Linked DNA regions of Mus musculus: all the other regions are linked to region 1. Evidence: chromatin loops called from intact Hi-C (ENCODE). Cell type or tissue: gastrocnemius. All regions are shown on one strand.

Region 1 (8,000 bases):
TTTATAAGTTTATTTATAAGTAGCCTATTGTTTTTATTTGAAGAACATTTAATATTACAGTACTCTCCAATGAAACTAATTTATTAGATGTACATTGCTAATGAAAGCATTTGGCCCATTAGAGTTAATTGCAATTGAATATACAGCTGTCATTTTGAGAATAGTACAATTTGTTACTGCTTTGGGTTTTACTTTAATTTTCTAATTCCTAGTTACTGTAGATAATTTCTATAAAGGTCTTTTTATGTAGTTGCATGTAAAGAGCTGACATTATAACCATAGCTATAACAGGGTTATCTTTTGTTTGAACCCCACATTCATTTAGCACTTTATCTTCCTGAGTGTCCCTGCTGATTGCCCACCTTATTAATAATTAAATGTTACCAAGTGACCTCAGTCACCTCCTCATGGTCTAGAGAAAATTCCCATACCCTTTGCTCAGGCAAGTATGCCTGCCTCCTAATCTCTACTCCATTTCTCTACTCTTCCCTTTGGACAAGGCCTGTCTTCTACCATGTGATCAAAATTCTAATTCAAATACTGAGAGCCATCCATGCCTCTCTCCATCTCTCCACTATATTCACTACCAAAGTTCAGGTTTAAAGTTCCCATCTGGCGTTTAGTGGCATCTCTTTCCCAGTTGTGAAATAACCACATCTCCAACATTGTTGCTCTTTTCTTTACCCTGCCATCTGCGGTCCCACTAAGAATGGACCCTCCAGAGCACCAGGCGCTGTGTCATGGGCCACAGTGACTTTCCTAGTTACACTTTTCTTTGCAAACTTTTGTCAGATGTTTCAGATACACAGGCCTGTGCTTTTGTGATCGCTTTTTTTTTTTTGCAAGTTACCTTCCTGGCTCAGCAAGTAAACACTTGTATAATACACACTCCCATGTGATTTCATAGCCCAGATATTTTTAAAAGAGTGGTCTGTGTTGTCCATTTTAGGTAACATTGTAGTAGATTCTCATTCTTTCTACCTTTCTTTCTTCTTCCCCCAATCTCGTTCTCTCCTGCCTCCCCTGATCTCTCTCTCTCTCTCTCTCTCTCATATAACTGAATCTCATTTATGCAAGCCATACATTTTATCAAATGTGAACTGTGATATGCTTTATGATGATGTTGAAAAGCCTCTCACAGCTTTGTTAAGTCCCTGTTCATGTCTGCTTGATAGTTCAGAGATGGGAAATCACTTTGGCTGGTAGATGTTTTGTGGCTCCGGGAATTGCTGTCATTCCTTTGAAGGTGCTTCTCTCTTGCAGTGTGGACTCACTTACCTTTCCCAGGCCTTTCCTTAGAGTAGGCTGAGTCAGCACTGGGAGACTGGCAATGCACCGTCAAAGGCCCTGGAGCTTTCTCTTGGAGAATAAAGTATTTCATAGAAGGGGAAGACAAAGGAGGGCCATTGGGGAGCTCATTCTTTGGCTTTCATTTCCAGCCCTAGGAAACATACCTCTTAGGAAATCATGACTTTCCACTAGTAAAATGGCTGTCTTCATAATAACCAGATACAAGCTATGAATGTAGGCATTGACTTAGTGTCCTTCTTGAGTGAAATAAAAGGGTGGATGATGAGCTACTGCTTGCAGATGGACTCACACAGCTACTGGAATCTACCTTGTCTGTCCAGTTTCTCCTTTCTTGGTTGCCGGATCCACTTTGTACTGGGAGTCGTGCGTTTGAATGTGGTCCCCATTGACTTCTGCATTTATGACTTTTCATTGTTAACTGTGCTCGCCATCTAGAGAAAATCCATACCAATAAATGTTTAAATGCTAATGATGAGGGAATGGAGATCTTCTCACCCACGCCTTTTCTAGTACACTCAATCTTGGCAGACCCCACGATACTCCCATTATACTGCAGTATGTTTTTCTGCAACTGTTTTATTATAAATTTAAACTTCCTGTGTGATATTTTTCTTCTTTCGCGCTCTTGAACTTGAACTAATATTGTGTAAACGGTTATAATTACAAAAGTGAATGTACATATGTATCGTAATAGCCATCAAAATTCCAATGTCCTATTTCACAGGCTAAGAATTAAATAGCCATAATTCATTTGGAACTTAAAAAAGACCACGAATAACCAAAGCAACCCAAAGGAGCCAAGGAACATGGCTGGAAGTGTCATGATCTTAACCTCAAATTATAAAGCGGAGCTAGAATGACAAAGACAGCTCAGTATGAGAATATGCCCTTAAACTAACGGAATAGGACCGAGGATCTGTAAATAAGCAGGGAGGGTGGAGCCTAATTTTTGTTGAAGGAATCACAAAAACACTGCAGTGGAAAAAAAGCCTTTTCAACAAATGATGTTGACAAATCTTAAGATGCCCATCTGCCGAAGAGTGACGTTAGGTCTGTACAAAAATCAACCCAAAGTAGATCAAAAGCTCTTAATTCATAATGTGAAGTTGTCAGAGAAAAGACATAGGGGTGAGCCACCCATTTCTGAACAGAGCGCGGTAACACAGGAACCAGGGCCAAGAATCAACAAATGGGATTTCTTGAGATTAAAACGTTTATGCACAGTGAAAGAAGCCATCGACTGTGGGTCAAACAGCTCACAGAATGGGAGGATATCTTTACCACCTACACTCTAGACAGGAGGCTTATCTCTAATGAACTGCAAAAATTAAACACCGGGGAAATAATACTGCTAATTTGACAGGATGAACACTTCTTAGAAGACACACAGAAGACTAATTATTTAAGTGTTCAATATCCCTAATCATCAGAAGAATATCAATTAAGACTACTCTGAGATACAGTCTTACTTCAGTCAGAATGGCTGGTGTGAAGAAACCTGTTAAGTGTTGGTGGGGATTTGGAGAAATTCCCACTTATTGTATGTGGGACCGCAAATCAATACATTATTTGGAAATCAGTTTGGAAGTTTGTAAAAATAATAATAGAACTGCCCTGTGTCCCAGCTATTCCACTCCTGGGCACATACTTGGAGAATTCCACACTCTACTAGAGAGACCATGTTTTATTACCGCGCTATTCACAACAGCGAGGAAGGAGAATCAACCTAGATATGTCTATCAACAGACAGATAAGGAAAGTGTGGTACTATATATTATTGAATATTATTCAGCTGTAAAGAAAAGTGAAATCTTGAAACTCCCAGAAAAATGGATGGAGTCACAAAATATACTGAGGTCACCCAAACTCAGAAAAGAATCACACGAACTTCCTCATATGCAAATCCCAGCCTACAGTGCATATGAAAATTGTGTGTGTGTGTGTGAAGCAGGAGGATTGCTTGAGCCCAGGAAGCTGGGCAACAGAGCAAGACTCTGCTTTTCAAAGTTAAGCTTTTGGTGAAATAGGTGGAAGGGAGAGGGTGGGTGGGTTGGGAGATCAAGAGTTCCCTTGGAACCTTCCTAAGGAATGCGGGCTAGGGCAGGTAAGGGGCTGGTGACCGAGTATGGGCGCGTGTGCTTCTGGGCAGGCTGTGCGTTAGTGAGCATGGTGTAGGTCTCTGGAGGCACACTTGAAAGATCTGGAAGTCTATGGTGTTTCCAGAGGCAGTACCAGGAAGCACACCTTTCCAAGGAATCCTGTATCTCCTAAGCTTGCTAGGTTTTGACTTCATTGTAGCTGTGACCCAGAAAATTTGATCCCCGGACCTTTGATTTTGGAGTTGACTCCATCTGGATGGTTTTTTTTTTTTTTTTTTTTTCCGACAGGGTAGCAGTTTGATAAATTTGTATTCTAAAGATCTGCTTTTCCATTCCACCTAAAGCCAGTGAAAAGGGTTGGCACGAGAAGTGAAAGCGGAATGGGTGTTTGAACATGTAACACTTGCTGTGCCTGTTAGTAAGGACTTGTATTTAATTAATAGACTTAAAGAGTCAAATTGCCTTGTAAAATGGGCGATTAAATGTCTTGGTATAGATGGAGAGAGAGAGTGTTTTAACAAAATGAGTCATTTACTCATGGCATGGGAAGGACACTGATTTCAGCAGACACCTGTTGCAGCTCCTTGCTTTGTAAAGTCCAAGGAACAGAGTTGGATTGGGAATGCCTCTGCTCTCGGAGTCTCCACCCAGATCAATCAAGCTCAGGAAGCCAGTAGGAGGTATGAGCAAAAGCCAGACCAGCAAGGGGGAAGCCTGACCTGGCAGGGGTGGCTTGAGAAGAAGCCAGAATTCTGAACAGCTTAGCTTAGATTTAATGGATTTTTTTTTTTCAAGGTACCGGGCCTTGAACCCAGGGCCTCGTGCATGCTAGGTAAGTGTTCTGTCATGTGCTGGGGACAAACCAGTGAACGTAACATTTTGCCACCGTCACCTTATTTGTCTGCCATTGGTAAAATGTGACAGCATCATTTTTGTCAAAGGTCTTTCCAACCCTTGATGCACTCTAGGGCAGTGATGCTACCAGCATAGCTCGCATAGGGCCACTCGGTGCCAGGATATCCGGAGATGATACAGGCATGGTCCCAGTGATTTGAAGATTGCCTAATGAAAGGGAAGCGAGAGGAAGCCAGAGCACCCACGTTGTTGAAACACAATGAGGAATTCAGTGTGAGTGGATCTGGTCTTCAGAAAGAGGATGGGGCGGAGCTTGTGGAATTGAGGTTCAGTCTCCACTAAGTCCTTGAGTAGAGCATAAAGCACATCAAATAGACTGCTCAAGAGGTGAGCGAGTTTGAAGAGTTCTGACCAAAACAATTGTTTGGCAAGTATGTATGCCTTTGTTTGTTTGTTTGTTTCCAGCAACGCAGTTTTAGAAATTTGAGTGAACAGCATTCCTCACATCAAGTTTGGCAAATCAACTGGAAAGATGAAACAGGAACGGGGTGGGGAAAAAAATGAGCATAGCGCCACCTGCTGTTCAGCTCCGAGCATTTTTTTTATTTAGTGAAAGCTTTCTCCCAACCGTGATTTTTTTGCTTTGAGTGCTTTTAAATTTTCGTCTATTTCTTTTTAAATATGGCCACCTCATGTGCTAACAGAGCAGTCTGCTTATTTTAGTGTTAAAGGGAAAGGTATCACATCTGATCGTTTCTGCTTTGATCACGGTTTTACCAAAGGCTTCTTTCTTAATGTTTTTTTTCTTTTCCCTCATCCTTCTTGCACATCAGAGATGTGTGAGTTAATTACTTGAGGCCACACTTCTCATAGCCTAATTGCTTCATCATTTCCTCTCTTCTGCTTCTGAATTATTCAAAAGAAGTAAGTGTGTGTGCGGCTTTTGTGTCTCTCTCATCTGAAGCATCATAGCGTTGAACATTAATTTTGCATTCTGACAACTCCATGGTCGGTAGAGAAGTTTGAATGTACCAGCTTAAAGTACAAGTTTTCACGATAGATAGAAACCTTTTTTTTTTTTTTTTTTAATCCCAAGGAAAGCCTCCGTGCTTGAAAACTGCACTCTCTTCTTGGGTGAATTTGCCTAGACCACTTCCTATATCCGAAGCATCCTTGATATGCAGGGCAGGAAGCACCCGGTCAGTGGCCAGCACCCACAGCGACCTGAGCGCCTACAGCAGTGACTGTAAGTCAGACTGATGTCACCTTTTGTGGGTGGTTGAGACAGTAGACATAGGCAAAGCCAATGGTCCACAAATAATTAATTTTGTCTCTGTATCTTAGTGGGAATTTTACATATTGTTTCTTTGTAATTACTCAGAATGTTTGACATGGAAACAAGTTTTTAGGAATAGATTTCTTTGAACGAACCTCCAGGGAACCCTGAAATGGTTACGTATTACTGGCAGGTGCTATATAAAGGAACTTAAAGTACATTATTCCAGCTGACATGTTTGCAGGGCTGTTTGGAAAAGAATAGTAGCTGGGGCTCTTCCAGCTTGAGATCCAGAAAACCATCACTGGTTTAGTTTGGTTTGGTTTTCGAAAGAGTGTCTTGTGGAAGTGCTTTGTAAACTTCTGCTTTAGATGCCAGCCACAGGGTGGTACAAATTATACAGCTTTAAGCTTAATCATAAATAAGTTAAACTCAGGGGAATACTCTGAAAGGTTTTGTGCATTCCATTTTCTTCATGCCGAGTGAGCAAAGAAGCTAAGCTCTTTTTTCCCCCCAAAAAGACTTCTCCCCCTTTATTCAAAAGATGCATTCAGAAGAGAGCTTTTTGTTTTGTTCCCCCCTTTCTTCTCAAATTTCCTCACGAAATAATCCATGAATGAGTTAAGACAAACAACTTTGGAGGGCCCACTGTGCCTAGGATCATAATAGGTACAGGGAGGGATATAGGTGACAGAGAAATAGCCTTATGAATAATAAAAAGCAGATTAGGAGAAAGAGACAGATTATATACATTTGTGAGGAAGAGTTGGAGATGTGAGCTCTTTGCTTTAACGACAAATGCATGTCATTTGTGTGGGGGGTGGGGTGGGGTGGTGTGGGGGGCCAGAGTCATCAAACTCTTTAGGTGTAGACCAGCAACAGAGCTACCATACACGTACACGCTCCGCTACTCCACTGCTTCCACCCCAATACCTTGGTCTTTACCTTGGACTTTTAGGAGACTTAACTGAGGCTCAGAGACTATTACCAGATCAAAGTCACACAGCAAGTATGTGACAGGATGGATTATAGACAATAGGCATTGAGTTAATGGCAAAGGACCCATTTCAGACAGGTCACTGAATGCAGAGGCTGGTCTCATAGGCACATAGTATTAGTATGTTAATTAAAATTAAAGAGGGTTATTATTTTTGTATGTATTCATTGTTTAAAATTTTAAAGGGGTGGGGGAAAACCCCAAAGGGTTTATGCTAACAGGTAATTAATTCTCTGTGAACCTGAAAATATGACTAGCATTTGTTATTATTGTGAATTCGTCTCCCATCTAGACTTCTTTGTCCTACTGTGCAAATTAAAAGAACAAAAACAAAAACAGAACAAAACAAAACAAACCACCCTGATAGAATCACCAGAAAACCCTGAAAGCCATAATGATGGAGTTTGTGACACTCGGAGCAGACACATTCCATAATATCACACCCTGGGTTTTCTATCGAACAGCCATGTTGAACTGGCCACTGCCCCAGTAGCCTGTCTGACCCTGCCAAGGAGGTTTCGAAATGCTTTTGTCCTTTCTTTTTGTCTGTTAACAAAAGGGTTTCCCCGTGTACCCGCAGAGCCTGTCTAGTGGCCATGCGTCCCCCTTACAGATTAAGCGTGCACGTCTGCCAGTCTTTCTTAGTCTGTCGTGCAGCTGGTTTAATCTGTTCCGTGTAGTGCCTGGCGGCTTACAGCTCTCCCCCTCCCCATTCTAATTGACTGGGAGCAAGCATGAGGGATGCATGAACATGGCTGCAGCTTTTCCTGCCTGAGCTTGCTTTGTTCCTTTTTAAATGACTATACCAGGAGGATTTCGCAGTTGTACAGAAACTGATATTTCTTCAACGATCTTTATCAATTCTACACTCACACCCCCGGCCGGCTCAGAAAGGCAGTATGATGCTACCTTACTGGCACTGCTTGTCGTGGGATCCTACAGCCTTTGTATAATTCCTTTGTTAGCCACGCTTACTAGGAAAAAAAGTAGGTCGACGGTTTCTCATCTGATTCTTTGCTTTGTAAGCATGCTTAAATTTTTATTAAATAAATTGATTTTTTAGGCCCGCTTGGTTATTAGCTTTGTTGTTGCTTGCAATTTATGTTGACTGTGGTGTTTCGTGATTGTATTTATATATATTTAAGATGTGAATGGATCTGTTGGGAACAAATTTTATTGTGTGTTTTCTGGGGTTGGGTGCTTAAACCAATTATAATTCAGCTTATCAATGTTCTTGGTATGATGTTATCCTATTACCAAAGACCATTTGATGATTTAATTTCTGATTAAAAGGCTGTTTGATGATTTAATTTCTGACTAAATACTAAGTTTTGAGTGTGTGACTGGCAGATGTAGAAAAATATTTCCTTAGGATTTAAATGAAAGGGTCAGATTTTTTTTTTGTTGTCTTCAGTTATAATTAATATACAATTCACATAATAGTGTTAAATGTGTATGCGTT
Region 2 (8,000 bases), 130 kb before region 1:
AAACAAACAATTACATGAAAGAAAAAGAAACAAACAACAAACCAAATTCTCCAATAACATGTCATGGAAATAAATCAAACTTTTACTTTTTAAAAAATTATTTATTTATTTTATGTATGTGAGTACACTGTTGCTGTCTTTAGACACACCAGAAGAGAGCATCAGATCTCATTTCAGATGGTTGTGAGACACCATGTGGTTGCTGGGATTTGAACTCAGGACCTCTGGAACAGCAGTCAATGCTCTTAACCCCTGAGTCATCTCTCTAGCCTTCTACTTCTTTTTAAATTTATTTTTATTTTATGTACATTGGTGTTTGGACTGCACATATATCCGTGTTAGGTTGTCAGAAGCTCTGGAACTAGTTACAGACAGGTGTGAGCTGCCATGTGGGTGCTGGGAATTGAACCTGAGTCTTTGGGAGAGAGCAGCCAGTGCTCTTAACTGCTGAGACATCTCTCCAGCCCTCAGAATGCTACTTTTACGAGGATGTTTTTGTTATAAGCAGAACACCACTAGTTGACGGGAGGAAGTAGAGAGCATGCATACAGTAAAGTTAAAAAAATATTATAATAAAGTTAAATGTTAAAGAGAAAGAAAGAGAAAAGGAAAAAGGGAGGAAGGAATTTGTGACACTCAGCTAGCTCTTTTCACTGCCCTATATCTTACAAGATAACCACTGTTACTGCTGTAATTTTAATGCTCCTTTTATTCCATATTAACTTTTTTAAAAATGTATTTATTTTTATTTTATGTATTTGAGTACACTGAAGCTGTACAAATGGTTGTGAGCCTTCATGTGGTTGTTGGGAATTGAATTTTTAGGACCCCTGATCGCTCCAGTCAACTCCACTCTCTCAGTCCCTGATTGTTCCAGCCCAAAGATTTATTAATTAATATACATAAGTAACACTGTAGCTGTCTTCAGATGTACCAGAAAAAGGTGTCAGATCTCATTACTGGTGGTTGTGAGCCACCATGTGGTTGCTGGGATTTGAACTTAAGACCTTCGAAAGAGCAGGCAGTGCTCTTAACCACTGAGCCATCTTGCCAGCTCCCATATTAACTTTTATTAGTTCATTGAATATAAGCCTTTCCAATCTAGGGAAGATTGCTACAATAGTCTTGAAACTTAATCCTACCCCAGCTGCTGTTTATCATCGAGCTCATTCTTTTGAGTGTGGAGAAGCTGGGGGACTGGGTTCTGAGGCTCAAATCCTGAGCCTTGTGGATCATAGGCAAGCACTCTACTATGGAGTACACACACCCTGGCTTCTGATACAAATTTCTTCATTGTATGAACCTGAGATATGCTTCTTTTTTTATTATTATTCTCTGTCCTGTCCCCACCTCCCAGCTTTTGAGACAGAAACTCATGTAGCCCAGGTTGGCAGAATTATAGGCAGAAGCATCCATGCCTGGCTGACTTTAGAGTGGTATATTCAATTCAGATTCAGTGAGTTTAAGATATTACCATCAGTTACAGTAAATTTATACAAGTGTAAAAATAGCAGATTTAGCCGGGCGTGGTGGAATCCTTTAATTCCAGCACTTGGGAGGCAGAGGCAGGCAGATTTCTGAGTTCGAGGCCAGCCTGGTCTACAAAGTGAGTTCCAGGACATCCAGGGCTATACAGAGAAACCATGTCTCGAAAACAAACAAACAAACAAAAATAGCAGATTTCCCCCTGGGTTTTACTTTTCCAAAAGATGAGTCTATTTAACATTTGGCCAGTTATTAGGAAAACAGAGTGCACACACACACACACACACACACACACACACACACACACACACAATGTGAAAGGAAGAGAAGGAAAATCACTTTTTCCTACTGTGAAAACTTGAAACAAAGTGATAATCTTCCCTTGTGGCTTTCTTGTTCTTAAAAAAAAAAGTTCTAAGTAAGCATTATTTAAGACTTACCTACAGATAACAATGTCATCTGTGAACATTCACTAATGTCTGCTTTTGAATAGACTGGAAGACATAACCGTTAACATTACTGAGTTCTGACGTGTGTACTTTGTCCATTTGGTTGATTTTTGGTTGATTGTTCTGTGCCCGAATGGCAGTTGTACACACATTAAGGAAGGCAAATAAATGTTAAGAGCTGACTTTAGAAATAGGGGTTGAGGAGAACAAAACAATTCAGTAGCAGGAGGCACCCACGGACTACTGGTCAACCTAGAGAGAAAATAAATTATTCCAGAAGCCTCGTCTGTACTCTGGTCTTCTGTGTCACATCTAATCTACGTGACTTGTTGGCACTTGTGAGTGTCTCTCGCTACTGAGGCTGGAATTGCAGCGCCCCCCACAGGTTTGTGTATGTATAGTCCAGCCCCACAATAGGTAGGAGCCTAGTCACAGCTGCCCTCCCTGCCTGTGCCCTGTGCCTTTTCCACCGGGAAAGGCTCCAACCCCTGAATCATTTGCCAACATAAGTCCTTCCTCCCGTAAGTTGTTTTTGTATGGCATTTAGTCATAACCAGTAGAAAAATAACGAAAACACTCATTGCTGCCTTGTGGGCCTCCTGTTTAATGCAAGTGTGATTTCCCCTACCTGCTATGCCCCACACCTGCAAGCTACAAGCTGCTTCGTTACCTCCGAGTATCAGTCTCCACTAAGCAGTGTCAAGCCCAGGCTAGAAACTGAAGGCTACTGACACACCCATCCCTGAATGCTAAGTCGTGGGCCTTATGGTCCATTTCTCAATAGGCTCCAAATCAGTCCAAATATGAAAGTTCATATGGCAGACGTCCTCTATATAAAGATATGCCCAAGTATTTATTTATAAAGAGGTTTTTCTTTTTAAATGTTACTTCTCATGGTACTTTGAAAACACAATGAATACTGAAGCCTTGCAGATTTAGGACGCATGGCTCCAATTAGTCCTAACCATTCAAATTAGGATGGCTGCCAGGGTGACCAATAAAAGTAAATCAGAAGCTTAGTGATGGCCCACGCCTACTACTTTGCATTTATGAATGAATTATAGGCTTTTCTGACTCAATATTTTTTCCAGAGTTGTTTTTTTTCCCCCAGAACTGCTTCTGAATATTCTTTTCACAGCCTTCAGGCTGATATGTTTTCATTCATTATAGCAATAAATAAATATACAGTGGCTGGGAGTGGTGGCGCACGCCTTTAATCCCAGCACTTGGGAGGCAGAGGCAGGCGGATTTCTGAGTTCCAGGCCAGCCTGGTCTACAGAGTGAGTTCCAGGACAGCCAGGGCTACACAGAAAAACCCTGTCTTGAAAAACCAAAAAACAAAACAAAACAAAACCAAAAAACCAGTGATTAATATTATATCAGGAAAATTAGAACAAACTGTAACATAGAAGTTTTTGTATGCCAAGGACAGATGAGTGTACTCCAAAGGAGGAAGAAGGAAATATTTGAGTTTTATGATACTCTAACAAACCTATCTAGATTGGTGCCATATATGTAAAAAAATTAACTTGGCAACCCAGACAATAGATTATTTGATGATAGCTGGGGGAGTTTTAAAAGGAGGTTTGGGTCCTGTTTGCTCTTGAAGATGGAAATATTTGATATGGTAACAGTTCAAAGAAGCGATCTGACTAGTGAAAGCCACATCTGACCAGGCCAGCTCAGTCACCTCAACAGGGTGGAGGTGGAAAGATGGGAAAGAAAAAGACAATTAGACAACAGTATAACATGAATGACGACTCCAGCAGGTGCTGAAGCTAAAGCAGGTTTGTTTTTTCCAGTCTGCTTTTATAACAATCTAGGTACATACAAAGAGTAAGCTCAGTCCTGAGGCATAAACAAAGTAATCGATTAACAAGGCAACAATCAAAGTAATCAAACAAGGCAATAAACAAAGTCCTGTGGTCCCTGCATCTAGGGGTTTATCACAATGACCAAAATACAAGGAATGCAATACTTTCCTCAGCTGTATTGACCTGGAGCCTACTTCCTAGTCCTAGCCCAATGTCAAATTCCTGCCGAATTCCTAGAAACAGCCCCCAATGCTCTCCTCACACATCTTGGCTGTAGATTAGAGAACTTGGATGCACCAACTACCCAGGAAGCTGCAGCAGAGCCCCTCCCCCCAGTCTTATTTTGCTAATCATGGCTTCCTGGCCAACCACAAGGTAAATAAACACTGCTCAACTGGGAGGATGTAGGTGAAGTTTACAAAGAAGTTTTTCTTTGCTTTTTTTTTTTTTCCTTCTCCTTTTTGTTTAAAAGCTACTAAGAACTGAAATACTAAGCTAAGCAGTGGTGTCACAGGCCTTTAATCCCAGAGCTTGGGAGACAGAGGCAGGAGGATCTCTGTGTTTGAGGCCAACCTGGTCTACAGAGTGAGTTCCAGGACAGCCAGGGCTACACAGAGAAACTGCCGCTTCAAAAAAAGAAAAATAGGAGCTGGTGAGATGGTTAAGATCGACGACTGCTCTTCCAAAGGTCCTGAGTTCAAATCCCAGCAATCACATGGTGGCTCACAACCATCCATAATGAAATCTGATGCTCTCTTCTGGAGTGTATGAAGACAGCTACAGTGAACTTACATATAATAAATAAATAAATAAATAAATAAATAAATAAATAAATAAATAAATATTTTTTAAGAAAAAAAAACACTCAATAAAAAAAAAAGAAAAATGAAAAAGAAAGGAGAGGGCGGGGGAGGTAGAGGGAAAACTGAAAGAACTGAGTTATTTAATTCTCAACACTCCAAGTGATTTGGGATGGATCGTCACATATACTATGGGACCGAAACTCACCTGTTTAAATAACATTTGGTTGTAGAAAAGTCTCAGGTTTGAGAACATGAAAGTTTTGTGGGAAAATGGCAGAAGTCATTATCTAAAAGTTCTAATCATTTCTTAGCAAGTTTCTCAAGAGTACTTTCCTTCTGATTGCTCTGTTTTCTTCTGTTCTCCCACTAGGTGTCACTCTGCAAACCTGAACGGTGTTTACTACCGTGGTTCCTACAGGGCAGAAACGGATAATGGTGTTGTGTGGTACACCTGGCATGGGTGGTGGTATTCCTTGAAATCTGTGGTTATGAAAATTAGGCCAAGTGATTTTATTCCAAATATTATTTAGTTGCCCTCATTGGGATCTCCTTTCTGTAATTCATCTTGGTTTACTTGAAAATAAATATTTGAAAAAGATATAATTCTGAATAACACACTCATGGCCATGGTAATTGTGTGTGACTTCTCATTCTTCATACTGCCTTTATTACTTAATGTACTTTAAGTTCAGCAGATACACAACATCCACCAAATAAATGCAGATTATGTTAATGTTTACCAAATTGCTATGTGCATACTGATATGAGAAGAGGTTAGAACTGTCTAGAAAACACCACAGACTGATTAACATGATTAACTAATAACCCAAGCTTAAATTTGTAATAATAAATCACATATGCCCGGGTGTGTTTAGTGCACGCCTTTAATCCATGCACTTGGAAGGCAGACACAGGTGGATCTTTGAGTTCAAGGCTGGCTTGGTTTAGAGAGCGAATTTCAGGATAGCCAGGAAAGACTTCACAGAGAAATCTTGTTTAGGGAAAAGAAAACAAACAAACAAAAAAACCAAAATAAACCAATAAATCATATATAACGCGACTGACAGAGAGAGAGAGAGAGAGAGACAAAATCTGGCAAAATATGATGTTTTGTCCAAATCAGCTACATACGTATTACACGTTGGGCTTTGGATTAAAGTCTGTGGCTACAGAGTTAAACTGTTAAGCGCAGTCCAGGCTCTTCAAAGGTATAAGCACTACTCACATGCTCAGGATATTTCTGCTGTTTCCACCTTTCTTCATAGGCCTTATTTTACACATGATGTTGGTTGACAATGGAGAAGTAACCAGAGGCCTCATCTTACTTCATAGGTCAGCCCCTGGGAGAGGTTGCTGCTGCTGAGCTGAGAATTTCTGTATCTGAGTTTTGGTTATAAGGTTAGTGAAAAAAACCAAAAACTCAAATCTAAGTTGTTCGGTACTAGGCAATGAATGGATCTTCTTGAATAACTCTGGATTGGTGTTTTTTAAGTGAAGATAAAAGAAAGATCTTCCAAAAACTATTTGCATGCTAACCCTGGGCCAGGCTCAGAAGATACAGCTTGAGCCCACACAGCTAAGGGAGAAAGGCACAGCAACCACATAAACATGAAATTGTAAGTTGGTTTTTGTTTGTTTGTTTTTGTGTTTTGTTTGTTTGTTTTTTGAGACAGGGTTTCTCTGTATAGTCCTGGTTGTCCTGGAACTCACTTTGTAGACCAGGCTGGCCTCGAACTCAGAAATCTGCCTGCCTCTGCCTCCCAAGTGCTGGGATTAAAGGCGTGTGCCACCACGCCCGGCTTTTGTTTTTATTTTTAACCACAGTGTCTATAATAGGTAGGGCAGCAAGATGGCAGCCTCCTGCTGGTGCAGAGAGAATCACTTTTGTAAGATTACTTTGTCTGAGTAATTTGACATCTTCAACCTATTAGAACTGTGACAAAAATGCCTATCTTCATTCTGTACCTCGAGTCATTCATTTTAGATATATTCAGACAGCAGTACTTTCCTTGGCTCCTGGACTCGTCACTTCTGTCCAAAACACAGTATGCAGACACACTGAGACAGTCCATCATACAGTGACCCCCTTGGATCCCAGCATCCTCACTGTCAGTCAGAACTATAACATACAACTGACATGAAAAGACAAGAGAAATATGGTAAAATAGGTCACCCATCAGTTCCTTGGCCTTCATTCTGGCCTTTGGCTAAAAAGAAAGGATAGTTATAAGAAAAATTATAGAAAAAGTCACCTGCATGAAGGGAGTACTTGAGAGTGAGTGTTCTGCAATGAGACCCGCAGTAAGTTCATGGATGAAATGATGATGTTTTGGAAGAAGGGGCAACTGGTCTTCTGATGATCCTCATTAGATATACTTCTAGCTAATGAATCTGAAGGTGTAGTTGAGAACTTTCACAGTTTCCAAGTTGTAGATGGTAGATACTTGTATACATGACAACCTTGCAAAAGTGATATGTGTTAAACTTGGTATAAATTGTACTAACTGATAGGTAAACATAAAATACTGACACTACTTATAAAGGTCTTAAAAGTTAATAGTGTAAATATTCCTAGAGTTGGTCACGGATCTAAAACAGCAAGTAAATATTTCCTCCCTCCCTCCCTCCCTCCCTCCCTCCCTTCCTTCCTTCTTTCCTTCCTGGGATAGGGAATTTTAAAGACAGGGTTTCTTTGTATAACCGGGGCTGTCCTGGAACTCTGTGTATAGCAGGCTGGCCTTGAACTCACAGAAATTCACCTGACTCTGCCTCCCTAGTGCAGGGATTAAAAATGTATGCCACCACCACCCAGTTTAAAATATTTCAGAAGCTGATAAGTAGAAAGGAGAGATGTGTGCTTTGATGGGTGTATGACGTGAAGCAGGGTCCTGACATGATTGCAGTGGTAGATGGAGTGGCAATCAGAGAGACTTCTTAGAATTTTTGATCTAAGGCCAACACTAGGTATACTAGGGGAAATCATAGCAGGCAGAAGGAACCCTAATGCAAAACACATAAAACAAGGATATGCATAGAAAAAAATGAAGACTACGAAGGTGATATAGTTTACAGGTCCTTAATTCTACATGTTATAGCTGGTTTACAGCTTCCATAATTTTCTTTCTATAGCAGAGTGACCTTGGAGAGGTACTAACTTCTCTGAGCCTTATGTGTTTCATCTATAAAACAGTGTGCCTCACGGGGTTGTTTATAGAGCTGTACAAGGGAGACAACATCATACAAAGCCCAGTGTCAGCCAGCGTTCAGTAAGAGCTGGTGATGGTAAGGAGGCACTGAAGAACAATGCTAGATGTTTTTGAAAGATGTCAAGGTCATGACATGTTATCCTCTAAACTAGTGGTTCTCCACCTGCCTAATGCTGAGAACCTTTAATACATTTCCTCGTGTTGTGGTGACCTCCCACCCCCCAAACATAAAATTATTTCCTC
Region 3 (8,000 bases), 360 kb before region 1:
AGGAATGGATACAGAAAATATGGTACATCTACACAATGGAGTACTACTCAGCTATTAAAAAGAATGAATTTATGAAATTCCTAGCCAAATGGATGGACCTGGAGGGCATCATCCTGAGTGAGGTAACACATTCACAAAGGAATTCACACAATATGTACTCACTGATAAGTGGATATTAGCCCAAAACCTAGGATACCCAAGATATAAGATACAATTTCCTAAACACATGAAACTCAAGAAAAATGAAGACTGAAGTGTGGACACTATGCCCCTCCTTAGAAGTGGGAACAAAACACCCTTGGAAGGAGTTACAGAGACAAAGTTTGGAGCTGAGATTAAAGGGTGGACCATGTAGAGACTGCCCTATCCAGGGATCCACCCCATAATCAGCATCCAAACGCTGACACCATTGCATACACTAGCAAGATTTTATCGAAAGGACCCAGATGTAGCTGTCTCTTGTGAGACTATGCCGGGCCCTAGCAAACACAGAAGTGGATGCCCACAGTCAGCTAATGGATGGATCACAGGGCTCCCAATGGAGGAGCAAGAGAAAGTACCCAAGGAGCTAAAGGGATCTGCAACCCTATAGGTGGATCAACATTATGAACTAATCAGTACCCCGGAGCTCTTGACTCTAGCTGCATATGTATCAAAAGATGGCCTAGTCGGCCATCACTGGAAAGAGAGGCCCATTGGACACACAAACTTTATATGCCCCAGAACAGGGGAACGCCAGGGCCAAAAAGGGGGAGTGGGCGGGTAGGGGAGTGGGGGTGGGTGGGTATGGGGGACTTTTGGTATAGCATTGGAAATGTAAATGAGCTAAATACCTAATAAAAAATGGAAAGAAAAAAAAAAAAAGAAAAAGAGGCCATAAATTTGAAAGAGAGTAAGAGGGGAGTATAAACATGGAGGCTTTGGAGGGAGAAAAGAAAGGGGGAAATGATGTAATTATTTTATAATCTCCAAAATAAAAATAAAATGTAGGGGGCTGAAAAAAAAAAAAAAAAAAAAAAAAAAAGAATGAACTTAAACAGAAGCTCAAGGACAATTCTATTAGTGTTCAAAAGAAAAACTCCAGAGCAAGAAGCATGACAGTTCTTCATAAATAGTAACATTAGGGGAATAGAGAAAACCATTGTTTGTGAGAAGCCGGTGTGGTGGAAGTGGGGGCGGTTTTAGAGAAAGAAAAAAGAAAAGAAAAGGAAAAGGAAAAATCCCAGAGTGACTGAGGAAGCTTGCTCAGGATGAGCTGAAAGAGATGGGGAAAAGGAAAAGTTACAGGAAAGGAAAGGCATTATCTCACTACAGGGATAATTATTTCTCTGGTCTCTTTACCCAAGGCTTAAGGTAAATTAGCCTTTGCTTTTTGGGGAATGGTCTCTGCCTGGTGAATGATAAGCCCAGATTTATTAACTCATAATCTTGGTTAGCTAGAATGTTAGGTCTCACTGGGCAATGGTGGGGGTGGGCACACACCTTTAATCTCAGCAGAGGCAGTCAGATCTCTTTAAGATTTGAGGCCAGCCTGGTCTACAGAGCAAGCTCCAAAACAGCCAAGGACACCCAGACATCCCCTGTTTCAAAGTGGGGGGAAGATTTTAGGTCTCTACCTAAGAACAGAGATTCTGGGGGCTGGAGAGATGGCTCAGCGCTTAAGAGCGCTGAGTGCTCTTCTGAAGGTCCTGAGTTCAAATCCCAGCAACCATATGGTGGCTCACAACCATCCACAACGAGATCTGGCACCCTCTTCTGGGGTGTCTGAAGACAGCTTACATATTAATAAGTAAATAAATCTTTAAAAAAAGAGAGAGAAATTTTATCTTATTTTCCAAAGGAAAGTGTCTCTTCCTTAATGGACTTCTATAGAGCTCTGATCAAGACTACTGTGGCATTGCCTCTCTTAAGCCATAACCCCAGCATCATTTATGGGATGGGCTAAACCTGAGGATGAGACAAGACCTATTTCACCAAGAAAAGCCAAAGATCCAGTTCCAGAAAAGATTAGTGCCTTGAGCTTTGGTCGCGCTCTCAGGTCATCTCCAGGTAAGGATGCTCTTTCAGAAGTTAGAAGACACCCAGCTCCCTTCTGGTGTTCTTGGGAAAAGCGTGGTCATTCCTGCTTGTGCAGTTTTCCAGGGCCTTACCCTAAACTGCATGCTCTGTTCCTATCACAAAGCCAGGTCCCCAGCACCAGAAAAGACAAGACAAAGATAAAGAGAGTTAAATCAGATACTTTTAAGCAATAATCATTGGCTGAGTTACAAATAACAGACCCTGTATTTATTTGCTGGATAGGGAGAAGTACTTGCAAAAGTGTTTCCTGTATGAGGTTGTGGGCAGTTTCTGTGCAAGGTTGGAGTTCAGGCAGTATCTTTGTGATAGTTTTGTCAAAAATATCTTCTATTTGCTAGATGTAATCGCCATCTCAGAGGCTTGCTGCTGAATAAACTCACCCTTTCCACTCCTTTCTAAATTCTGGCTGGCTGATTCAGCTAATCTATTCTGGCTTCAACTCCTCTCCAAGCTGACTGATTTTCATCTGGCTTCTCTCCGTGTCTCCTGAGTTGCTCTGCTTGCCCTCAAACTAACTCTGGTAATCTATTCTAATCTTCTGGCTTCTCATTCTCTGGCTTTAACTGCCTCTGCTGACCTTCACTGAACTGCAGGAGCTCATGAAGGAACTCACTCAACTCCACTGTACTGTACTCGCCACTCTGACTCCCCACTGACTGACAAGCGCTAAAGACTGAACTTGCCCCTGACCTGAATAGCTTCTCTCTCTTGTGCCACTCAGATGAGCGTTGAGCATATTCTGTCAAATCTCCCTCTGATTCACCACTTTGTTTGCCCCTCAATTAGACATCGTTGTTTAGGATTAAAGGTGTGTACTAAGTGTGTGTCTGGATTCCAGCCAGATCACACAGACCTAGAATATCTTTGCACGTCATCCCTTGCCAGAGCTGCCATCAATCATTCCTTCAAAAGTGTTTTATATTTGTCAAGTGTTGACAAAGCCATTCCATTTTTTGATTCTAACAGCATTCATGTTTCTTTCACAAAAACCAAAGATCACACAGAAGCTGTATCAGCGGTGCATTGTTTGTAATGGAAGGGAGTTATAACATTGCGGGGAAGATTGGAGGAGGCAAAAGGAATACGCACTTGGCTGGATCAAGACTACAGGGAAAGACAGTATTCGGTGTGGAGACCAAAGTCTCTTCAGCACTTGCGATAGAAACCAGTAGTTAGCAACTATACATTGTATCATTCCTCAATTGTTTCTTGTGTGTTACTCATACACAATACACGAGTAAAACATGTACAACACAACTAACAACTCTGGAGCCAGAGTCGTTGATAAAGTTGCCCGAAGCCAAGGCTGTGACCCACGCCTCCACAGAACACACATCTCGGTTTCTCTGTGCAGGCCCAGTCTGGCGGGTTGCCGGGTACTTGGTGCGATGTCCGCTGCAAAGAGAGTGGGCAGATAGATTTGATCCTTTCAACATCTGGCTCATCCAATCCAGGTATGGTCTTTACAACCTCGGCAGCAGGAAACTGTTGGATACCTTCGCTTCCACCAGGGGGCGTCTCTATAAGTTTTGCCTGGTTTGGGGGGGAAAAAAAACCGCGAACATCCGGGACTTCGCCGCAGGAACGCTGACGTGATTGGACCCTCCACGGCCGCCGTAGTGCATCGGAAGCAGTAAACAGGAAGCCGGAGAATCGTAGCCTTGGGTTGAAGAAGACCGAGAGTTCCTCGGGGACTCGCTCAGCTCCGGCCGTTAGAGCCACTTCCTCCTCCTCCCAGTCCTACGGAAGCTCTGCCAGAGGCTGCCACTTCAGCGAGCCGGGCCATGGCCGAATATTCCTATGTAAAGTCCACCAAACTCGTGCTCAAGGGCACTAAAGCCAAGAGGTGAGGCGGCGCTCGGGAGGGAGGCGCGGTTCTCAGTGCATCCATCCCCGGGGCTCAAGGGACGGGGTAGCCAAGCCACCCAGGACACTCAGACCTGCGTGGACAGCCTCCCCGACACTTCTTAGCTGACGCTGCGTGGCCGGGGATCCCCCGAAACGGAGAGACCAGGAGTCCTACTTTTGCCCCCCCCCCCAGGCCTCCCCCTGCCTGCCTTGATAACTTGCTTTAAGGAAAGTTTTTTTTTCCACCGGTCTTTCCTGCAAATGGAAAAAGCAAGCGGACAAACAAAAACGCCCTGATTCTCTGCAGTGTAATATGTAGGGGGCAGGCAAAGCTGCATCATAGTGTGAGTCGGGACCTTGAATTCGCACCGGTGATGGGTTGATGGTTCGTTTGCTGATTTATTAGACGCTGGTTCTTGTTCCTCGAGACTATAAAAAAGAGTTATGAGAACTGAATGAGACAGCCAACTCAGAATATAACAGCCAAGTGGAGGCATGTGGGTGTGATTTATAGTTAGCCCTATAGAGAAAGATATCTTGCCCGATCCTATTTCCGTCCTCTTGAAGGATCTAGCCAAAGTTGAACACTTTATTTCCTGTATCACCGCTGAAGCAGTTTCAACAGGTACTTGTCAGCGAGCTTCGTGCTGAATGAGCTCGGAGCTTTATCCTGACCGAATCTGAAACTGTTTAAAATTTAGAATTTGCTTCTGAAGATGTTGTCGATAAAATACAAAGAAGTTAAGACAGCAGTTATTAAAACCTATGTAGTGCTTTCCATGTTTCCATGATTGGTTCTTTGTTTTTTTGAGACAAGGTTTCTCTGTGTAGTCCTGGAACTTAACTCTGTAGACTAGGATAGCCATGAACTCAGACACTCACCTGCCTCACCTCCCCCACCCCACCAACCCCCAAGTGCTGGGATTAAAGGCTTGGGCTGCAACCACAGCAAGGCTCAGAATTTGTTGTAAGCACTCTGAATAATCACTTTTCCCCTAAGATCTCTCCTCGTGTTTCCATTTATGGAGCTGTAATTCATAAGCCATAAACTCCTTTTAAAGTGTACAGCTAGTGGGGTTTAGTATATTTACGAGTTCACCACTATTTAGTCAGTAAGCATTTTGCCACTCCAAAGGAGACTGTTTAACCAACCATTAAATAGTCACACCCTTCTGCCCGCCCTTCCAGCTTCTGTCGACTGCTTTCCAGCTATAAGGATTTACTTGTTATGAATATGTTATGCCTGTGGAATTAAATAGTACATAGCCTTCTATGTTTGGCTTCTTTCACTTAGGTTGCTGTTGAGACAGGATCTCCGTACGTAGCTCTGGTTGGCCTGGAACTCACAGAGATCCACCCGTGTGCTGGGGGCTGCTGCTGTGTGCTATACCTGGAACTCACAGAGATCCACCCGTTTGCTGGGGGCTGCTGCTGTGTGCTATACCTAGCTTCTTGCTCTTCGTTTTGAAGAGCAATCCATCCTGTGGGCTGTGTGTTTGTTCTGTTCTGTGACTGAATGATACTATTTTTATTATGTTCTTTCTTCATTTGATGAGTGTTTTCTGCTAATGACAATGATGCTATCAGTTTTCTGGTTTTTGTGGACATACTTTTTTCATTTCTCTTGGATATCTGCGCGCACACACACACACACACACATGTGTGTGTGTGTAGAATTACCTAGGGTGTTATTTTTGATAACTCAGTGTTTAGCTTTTTGAGAAATGCTTTACAACAAGGCTGTCTTTAGTTAAGGGTTCTATTACTCTGATAAAACAACTTGACCAAAGACATGGGGTAGGGAGAGGGGTTATTTCAGCTTACTTCTGCTTTGCAGTCTGTCGTCTGGGAAATGAGGGCAGAAGCAGCTTCTCGGTGTTTTAAACCAAACATCTGTAAATTGTAAAAGATCGTTTATCCGTAGGTCACTCATAGAGCTGGAATGACTCCTGAGTTCTCACCTTGTAGTTCTTAACACATAACAGTATGTCCAAGTCCATGCATACATCTTTTTTCCCCTTTAGTAAAAAGAAAAAGAGCAAAGATAAGAAGAGAAAACGGGAAGAAGACGAGGAGACCCAACTTGATATTGTGGGTAAGCCACCTCAGTTCTTTTTATTTTTTAATTTTTTTCTCTCTAGAACCTCTTTTATTAGGGCACTAATCCCATTTTGAGAGCTTGACCATCACAAACGAATCTCCTCTCAGTGTTGTGACCGCTGCCGAGCTCCAGAGCATTGGTGACAAGGTTTCAGCATGTAAAATTTGGAGATGATACGAACATCCAGACTATGGCATGACTGAGATTTGAGGTTCCTATAATTCTCACTTGCCTTACAATATTCTTAGAATTTATCCAAACGTTAACAAAGTCTAGAAATCCATCCTAGCTCGAAGCTGCACTGTCGTTTATTGTATGAAATGTTAGCATCTCTTATTGTTCCACTTGAAGTGTTTTCTGAGTCAGAACTGATGGTCTGCTTGTCAGGTCACCAGATAAGACTTTTCTTCCTCACCGTAGGAACCCCACAGTGGGCCAGAGACTCCATTGAGACTGATCCCCAACTTTAAAGGCCTGTCAGACAAAAGTACTGTCATCTGCACATCATTTTCTTTGGAAGCACATAAACTGTGGTGACGAGTCTGCAATTTCTTTGTTTCCAAAGGAAGTATAATGTAGCAAATTAATTATCACATACCCTGAAATGAATGAGAATCCTAAACACAACAGAACATCAAGGCCCCTATAAGTGGTTCTAGAAGCACTTGCAAATCCATAGCCAATACCTTCTGTTTTCCTGCCCTATGTGTACCTATACTTTCAGTCAAATTTCTTGTTTATTAAAACTGGGCAAGCTAAATTTTGAAACTTTGGCCAAATAAAACCACAGGTAATAGTATGTGTGGCCGTGGCCAGGCCTGGCAGCCCGATGTGGGTCCCAGGGATAGAAGGAGAGAAGTGGCTTGCACAAGTTGTCCTCTGTCTGACTTGTACACACACTGACAGACAAACACATGGACGCAAATAAATGTAATAAGAAATTTTTAAAAAGTAGGCAATGGTGTAAAGTTACGATGTAGGAAACCTCACATCACTTGAAAAAAAGCCGTTCTAAAATAATAGAATTCTGTAATTGGGGTCAGGATCAGGGGTAGGTATGTGTCTGCTGACCTGCTGTTTCTTACCATAGGTGAGTAATTAATGGTATTAGAATGTGCCAAATTGTTCTAAATGGTGTTGCTGTTTTAATGTCCTACCAGGGATAGAAAAATGTTGTCTGCTGCAGGTCCTGGGAAGTAAGCAGCCTTTCTCTCACACCGCTGCCTTTGGTTTTCTTTACACTGCTTGTCTGCTGAGCTGGTCTCTAGTTTTCCTCCGACTTGTTAACTGTTTTCTCTCATAGTTGCTGCCTTTTAGGTCTTTATTTAGCTTACCCTTATCTCAACATCTTGAAAGACTTCTGCTCTTCCTTTTGGACACATTCAAGTTTAGAGTTTTCTTCTTTGCTAACTTTATCACCCACTTCAGGGTGATTGTGTAGTGTGAGGTAGGTCTCAGAGATTGGGTTTTGCTTCTGTTTTTCCCCAGCCTCCTTTTGAATTGTTGTCTTTTGCTATGAAATGGCTACTTAAAAATTAGCTGGGTTTCTGTATGTCGGTCTCCTTCCTGACTCTTGTTCCACTTATCTGTTTTCTGTCAGTGTTTGTCTTTATTACTTCATTGCTTTATTCATCCCATAAGGTTTCCAGGTCCAGGAATTGAGTTCACCTCCTTCGTGTTTCTTTAATTAAAATTTGCTATTTATTCTGAGTGTTTATGTCCAGTTAAACTTCAGAGTAAACTTACCATTTCATTTAATAAAGTCCGTCAGGCTATCTAAGAGAGTTGTATTGCTTTTAGACTATTTGAGACATTCAGTATTTCAATTGTATAGAGCTTATATTTCTGTATTGGCTTTGCTCTTTGGGGTGTTAAGCTCCCTCACTATCATTGCTGCTTTGTTTATATGAACATCTCCAGTCATGTTTTCTTTGACTGTAGTTTAATTCTTCCTTTCTTGTGTCTTCTATTG

Evidence for each region. A loop is a pair of places that touch in the nucleus more often than their neighbours do. Peaks named below come from ENCODE experiments on the same cell type or tissue, not always from the same donor. Only the 100,000 strongest peaks of a DNase experiment are listed, where the experiment ranks them.
Region 2: a loop joins it to region 1, with 9 times the contacts of the local background. A loop is called at or near these places in 28 of 42 quality-filtered maps.
Region 3: a loop joins it to region 1, with 3 times the contacts of the local background. A loop is called at or near these places in 7 of 42 quality-filtered maps.

What each region holds. Positions count from the first base shown.
Region 1 is chr8:41,054,046-41,062,045 of GRCm38, reverse strand. All of the region lies in intron 3 of Mtus1 (mitochondrial tumor suppressor 1), which reads left to right. It overlaps Gm16193 (predicted gene 16193), which reads right to left. Exons shown (of 3, transcript NR_166600.1): 2 at 1,619-1,742. Among named protein-coding and RNA genes, the nearest start is that of Gm16193, 5.0 kb to the right of the region's middle. In gastrocnemius, a CTCF peak has its summit at 4,842 (motif pointing left); DNase peaks (open chromatin) are centred at 4,579, 4,829 and 7,194; H3K4me3 peaks cover 289 bases; H3K27ac peaks cover 2,379 bases.
Region 2 is chr8:41,188,602-41,196,601 of GRCm38, reverse strand. It overlaps Fgl1 (fibrinogen-like protein 1), which reads left to right. Exons shown (of 8, transcript NM_145594.2): 8 at 4,922-5,168. The coding sequence ends at 5,081. Among named protein-coding and RNA genes, the nearest start is that of Fgl1, 23 kb to the left of the region's middle. In gastrocnemius, CTCF peaks have their summits at 2,319 (motif pointing left) and 4,919 (motif pointing right); DNase peaks (open chromatin) are centred at 2,330 and 4,965.
Region 3 is chr8:41,412,825-41,420,824 of GRCm38, reverse strand. It overlaps Frg1 (FSHD region gene 1), which reads left to right and starts at 3,707. Exons shown (of 9, transcript NM_013522.3): 1 at 3,707-3,925; 2 at 5,952-6,022. The coding sequence starts at 3,864. It overlaps Gm50494 (a long non-coding RNA gene), which reads right to left and starts at 3,699. Exons shown (of 2, transcript XR_003947538.1): 1 at 3,576-3,699; 2 at 3,090-3,474. In gastrocnemius, a CTCF peak has its summit at 3,586 (motif pointing right); a DNase peak (open chromatin) is centred at 3,651; H3K4me3 peaks cover 2,126 bases; H3K27ac peaks cover 1,595 bases.